Linked DNA regions of Homo sapiens: region 1 is linked to region 2. The links are chromatin contacts, found by Hi-C or POLR2A ChIA-PET in ENCODE. All regions are on one chromosome and are shown on one strand. The core of a region is the stretch at or near the end of the contact, and the rest is flanking DNA. Distances in the headings are between cores, read along the strand shown.

Evidence for each region. Hi-C counts contacts between places; a loop is a spot of excess contacts on that map. ChIA-PET counts read pairs that join two places held with the same protein, here RNA polymerase II (POLR2A). Pooled maps may share reads with other maps.
Region 1: POLR2A ChIA-PET joins it to region 2 with 14 read pairs in A673. The contact joins two enhancer-like sites. A Hi-C loop is called at or near these places in 1 of 50 pooled maps. POLR2A ChIA-PET finds 5 or more read pairs at or near these places in 5 of 52 experiments (A673, B cell, H1 and 2 more).

What each region holds. Positions count from the first base shown.
Region 1 is chr11:65,164,559-65,167,291 of GRCh38, forward strand. No RefSeq gene overlaps it. Among named protein-coding and RNA genes, the nearest start is that of SPDYC, 4.3 kb to the right of the region's middle. Within about 2 kb of position 1,438, at least 2 of the 41 ENCODE cell types and tissues checked have a DNase peak (open chromatin) inside an H3K27ac peak, as active enhancers do.
Region 2 is chr11:64,833,989-64,836,688 of GRCh38, forward strand. CDC42BPG (CDC42 binding protein kinase gamma) reads right to left here. Exons shown (of 37, transcript NM_017525.3): 12 at 2,439-2,542; 13 at 2,129-2,308; 14 at 1,774-1,863; 15 at 1,512-1,633; 16 at 1,359-1,431; 17 at 1,059-1,165; 18 at 861-975; 19 at 441-589; 20 at 278-366. Among named protein-coding and RNA genes, the nearest start is that of CDC42BPG, 9.3 kb to the right of the region's middle. Within about 2 kb of position 1,448, at least 2 of the 41 ENCODE cell types and tissues checked have a DNase peak (open chromatin) inside an H3K27ac peak, as active enhancers do.

The DNA of each region.
Region 1 (2,733 bases), core at 188-2,687, 330 kb after region 2:
GGTTCCCTCCCCTTTGTCATATATTTGTTATATTTGTCTTTCTCCCTTTTTTCCCCCTGAAACAAGGTAACTAGTGGTTTGTCTTTTTTTTTTTTCCAAGACAGATTCTTGCTCTGTTGTCCAGGCTGGAGTGCAGTGTCCCGAACATGGCTCACTGCAACCTCTGCCTCTCAGGCTCAAGTGATCCACCATGCCCAGCTAGGTTTTTTGGTGTGTGTGTGTGTGTGTGTGTGTGTGTGTGTGTGTGTGTGTGTGTGTGTTTTGTTTTGTTTTATAGAGACAGGATCTCTCTATGTTGCCTAGGCTGGTCTTGAACTTCTGGGCTCAAGCAATTCTCCCATCTTGGCATCTCAAAGTGCTGGGATTGCAGGTGTGAGCCACTGTGCCAGGCTGTGTTTGTCTTTGTTAATAATAATAATTTTCACCGGGCATGGTGGCTCACACCTGTAAGCCAGCACTTTGGGAGGCTGAGGCAGGTGGATCACAAGGTCAACAGATCGAGACCATCCTGGCCAACATGGTGAAACCCCATCTCTACTAAAAATATAAAATATTAGCTGGGTGTGGTGGGGCCCACCTGTAGTCCCAGCTACTCGGGAGGCTGAGGCAGGAGGATCACTTGAATCCCGGAGGCTGATGTTGCAGTGAGCCGAGATTGCACCACTGCACTCCAGCCTGGCGACAGAGAGAGACTCCGTCTCAAAAATAATAATAATAATGATGTCTCATTTTATTACACTGTGCTCAGAGAATATTGTTTGTATATTTCTACTTTTTTTAAGGTACTGATGATTTCTTTGTGACCTAAGATATGATCATTTTTTGTAAATATTTTGTTTCTTTGGAAACGTGGTTTTTTTTTTTTCCAGGGGAATTTTTCTTGGTTGGTGTGTGTTATTTTGTTTTCAGATTTTTTAAAATATCAGCTCCATACGGATCTATTCATCTTCTTTCTATTCGTTTTTGTGGTATTGGATGGTTTACAAGATTCCTAGCTCAATAGCACACTGTTAGGTCAATATAGCAAAGTTCAGATGGTTTAGAAGCTTTTTATTTGTTTGTTTCGGTGTGGGGGTGGGTAGGGTTTTGTGTTCTCCCATTGCTTGGTTCTCTTCGGACCCTCAATTTCTCCCTTCTGCATTTTCCCACTTCACTTACTCAATTGCCCACGGATGCTTCTGGCCCATTTTAGCCCTTTTTTTTTTTTTTTTACCCCTCCCGCGGAATCAGTGGACTTTAACGACCTCCCCTTCCTATCGCACATACTTGTAAGCCCCTTCCCTGAGGTCTGAGCTCTGACTTCCCAGGACGTCTTCTTGGTATTTTCAGATTTTAGAATGTCGCAGTCTTTCTGATAGTTGCTCTCGACCAACCCCAGCCCGGATCGATACTCCTTTCTCCCCTCCTTCCCCAGCTTTTCTTGGCACAAAGCCTCGTGCCTGGGAGAGGCCGCAGCGCACGACGGCGTGCGGGGATATGGTCGCTTTCTTTTTATTTACATTTATCTTGAAGTTTGGACCTTCTCTGCTTTCAAGTTATGCCGACGCTGTGGTTTTGGCAGCGTTTTATTTTTCCTTTCTTGTTGTCTGGGGCTGTGTGGACAGCAAAAGTTGGCGGATGGGGACCCAGGCAGCCCCTTGGGCCTCAGGACCCGGAAGTCCCCCTGGCTGGCTTGTGACTTTTTAAGATGGAGTTCAGTTCATCAGCGTGACAGCTTTTCTTATTTTCTAACACGCGCGTTTGAGGTCATAAATTCCTCTCTAAGAATTACTAGTTGTGTCCTCCAACTTTGACAGACAATATTTTCTTTCTTTCTTTTTCTTTTTCTTTTTCTTTTTTTTTTTTTTTTTTTTTTTTTTTTTTTTTTTTGAGACGGAGTCTTGCTCTGTTACCCAGGCTGGAGCAGTGGCGCGACCTCCGCTCACTGCAACCTCCGCCTCCCGGGTTCACGCCATTCTCTTGCCTCACCCACCTGAGTAGTTGGGACTACAGGCGCCCGCCACCACGCCCGGCTTTTTGTATTTTCAGTAGAAACGGGGTTTCACTATGTTGGCCAGACTGGTCGCTAACTCCTGACCTTGTGATCCGCCTGCTTCGGCCTCCCAAAGTGCTGGGATTATCGGCGTGAGCCACCTCGCCCGGGTACATTTGATTAATTTTTAGGAAGATGTTCTGTGCGTGCTTTCCTGCCTTTGTTGGGTGCAGTGCCAGCTTATTCGTCCACTAGGTCAAATTTCTTCATCATATTCTTCATATCTTTTACTGCTTTGCTAACTTTTTTGCCTTGCATGTGCCATCATATCTACAATTATGATTGTGATTTGTTTTTCCGTGTGGTTCTGTTGATTTTACACACACACACACACAGACACACACACATGCGGTTTCTTGCTTATTGACTTTATTTTTAGGAGTAAACAAATTACTATATATTTTTTTCTTTACCTGGATTCTGGTTAGGTAATTATACACTTTTTTTTCTTCCTTCCTTCCCTCCCTCCCTTCTTTCTTTCTTCTCCTTCCTTTTTCCTTTTATTTTTCTCTTCCTGCCTCTTTCCTTTCCTTTATTTTCCCTCCCCTCCTTCCCCTCCTCTTCTTACCGACAGGATCTCCCTATGTTGCCCAGACCAGCACTACAGGTGCACACCACCACATCCGGCTGTATATTTTTAAAATCACTACATAAATTCTCTTTCTCCCTAGTTATGCTTTTTGTCCAAAGTTGTGTTTTTT
Region 2 (2,700 bases), core at 198-2,697:
GGGTGGGTCACTGGCCTGGGGTCCCTGGCCTGAGGAACTAGGGTCCAGGAGGGGCCTCAGTTCCCACCTCAGTAAAATGGGAAATGACCACAGGGTGGGGCAGGGCTGGGCACAGCAGGCACTCCAGAAGTGCTGGTCACAGATGATGGAGTAAGCGGCAGAGTCCAGGAACAGACTCCTGTCTCCACCACCCTGCCAGGCCATCGTGGAGCCCCCTTGGCAAGTGGGAGGCCGCGGGGGAGCCTGGCTCCGGGGCAAGCAGTTGGCAGCCACTCACCCACTGGCCCTCGGGCCCGCAGCTCCTCCCGCAGCATGGCGAGCTCCTGTTGCAGGGCCTGGCTCTGCTTCTCGGCCTCCTGCAGACGGCTGGGGAGAATGGCAAGGGCTCGCCACTGGCCTCTGTGCGGGCCCTGGCCCCCAGTGCCTGCCCCTAGCCTCACCGCTCAGCCTGCAGCTGGGCCTCCTGCACCTGTGTCAGCCGCTCCTGCAGGCCCTGCTTGGCGCGGATCTCGGCCTCCAGCGCTGACTGCAGCTCCAGCCTGGCCGAGGCCTCCATCTTCTGCAGTCGCCGCGCCTTCCACTGGTGGTCCTGGTGGCCACGGAGCACCCGTATAAGATGCTTTCTAGGCCTGGCTGCCTCAGGGACCCCCTGCTACCAGAGCATCCTGCTACCCATGCCACCCAGCCAGGCTCAAAGCTCCAGCTCAGCCAATGACCCACTGTGAGCTCAGGGAAATCACTATCTCTCATGAGCTTGGTGTCCCCACCTCCAGTAGTGACCTTCAGTAGCAGGGATGCTGAGCTCACGGAAGGTCAGTGACTTGCCCAAGCCAGCCCCCAGGGGCATCTCTGGGGCTCACCAGTGGCCGGGCAGGGAGCGTCTGGGTGCCTACGTTCCTCAAGGACTCCAGCTCCTCTGCCATCTTGGTGGCCAGGGCCTGCAGGTAGCCTCTTGAGACCTTCTCATCATTCACCCTGAATGGGAAGGGGCTCAGGGTCATGGGCTGGGCCCTCAGTCTCGCCTGCGTTCCCCACCCCGACCCACCCCTGGCACCCACCAGCTGAGGATGTCGGCGAGCTGGGCCTCCCAGTTGCTCTCCGTCTCCCGCCGCTCACCCTCCAGCCGCTGCTTGCTCTCCTGCTCCTGGGCCAGCTCTGCTTCTAGCTGGGGCCGGCCAGAGGAAAGGTCAGCCCCAGGCCCCAGCAGTCCTGGGACTGCCGTCTCCCTGTAGGTACCCCAGCACCCCGAGCCCCGTCCATGTCCACCCTGCTCACTGGCTGCAGCTTGCCCACCCCTCAACTGGCTCCCCATTGCCTTGTCCGTCTGTTGTACCCTCCGTCTGTTGTACCCTGCTCACCCGCTCCTGCTCCCGGCTCAGCCTCCGGTTTTCCTCCTGCAGCTGGCACAGAGCCTCCTCCTTACCACTCGGCCTGGGGAGGAGAAGGCCAAGGCCGTGACTCACCGCCCAGGCCAGGCCCGGCCCCTCCCTGCCACCAGCTGCCTGGCTCACCTGTGGCTGTGGGCCTGCTCCAGCTGCTCTCGCAGGGCGGCCACCTCCTTCCTCAGTTGGGCCTCCTGAGGCCCACCCTCAGGGGGTCCCATCCCGTTGGTCTCAGAGGCTGTGTGGATGGTCTTGGGGACATGGAGGGGGTCAGGGCAGAGACCCAAGATGCCATGGCCCACCCACCTGGGACACAGGCCTGGCCCTGAGGCTCTGAGTGGGGTCAGGCTGGTGGGGAAGCACCTCTTGCCAAGGGGGAGGACTTGACTACCTTGGCCTGGGACGACTCCTCAAGGCGTTGCTCCCACTGTCCCTGCAGCTGCGTCACCTGCCGGCTCAGGGAGGACACCTGGGCCTCCAGCTGTGAGGGGTGCAGAGGCAGGCCACTGCCAACTCTGCCCTCGGCAGCCCCTCTGCCCACCTTACCATGGACTCCAGACCTGCCAGCCACAGTGGACATGAGGAGGCATGGACTCCCAGACTGCCCCGTCCCAGCCACCATCCCCTGGCCTAGCCTCTGCCAGCTACAACCGGGAGGCAGCATCTCCCACCAAGCTCCCCATGCTCCCTCCAGGCACACTGGGGGCAGGGCCCAGGTGCTGTCCCTACCCACCCTGGTCACTCACCTCCCTCTGGGCAGCCCGGGCTTCCTCCAGCTGGGAGCTCAGGGCCCGGGTCTGGCTAGCTGTGGCCGCCTCTCTCTCCTGGGCCTCCTGTAGCCTCTGAAGCAGCTCCTCCTGCTGCCCCTGGGCCCTGCAGAGCTCCTGCTCCTGAGCCTGCAGCCCTGCCCGACCCTCGGCCAGCTCCTGAGGAGGCAGGGGAGGGAGCGGGGAAGGACAAGGCCCAGAGTCAGGCACGAACCGTCCATGGAGCCCAGGGCCACTCACCCACCTCACCCACCTCACCCAGCCCTCACCCACCTCACCCAGCCCTCACCCGGTGAAGTCGGTCAAGCTCCTGCCGTAGGTCACTGTCCTGACCTGGGCTACCAGCTGGGGGCCCATCCGTCTGGGACAATGAGGCCTTGTCCCTCAGCATCTCTGCCAGGAAGAGTCACTGAGACCTCGAGTGCTGGCGGCCCCAGCCTCTCAGCCCAGGAGCAAGTCTCCTTGGCCTGTTTCCCACACGCGGGCTCAGAGAGTATAAAATGCTCTCCCAGGATCATACAGCTTGTCCAGGGCAGGGCAGGACCCGAGCC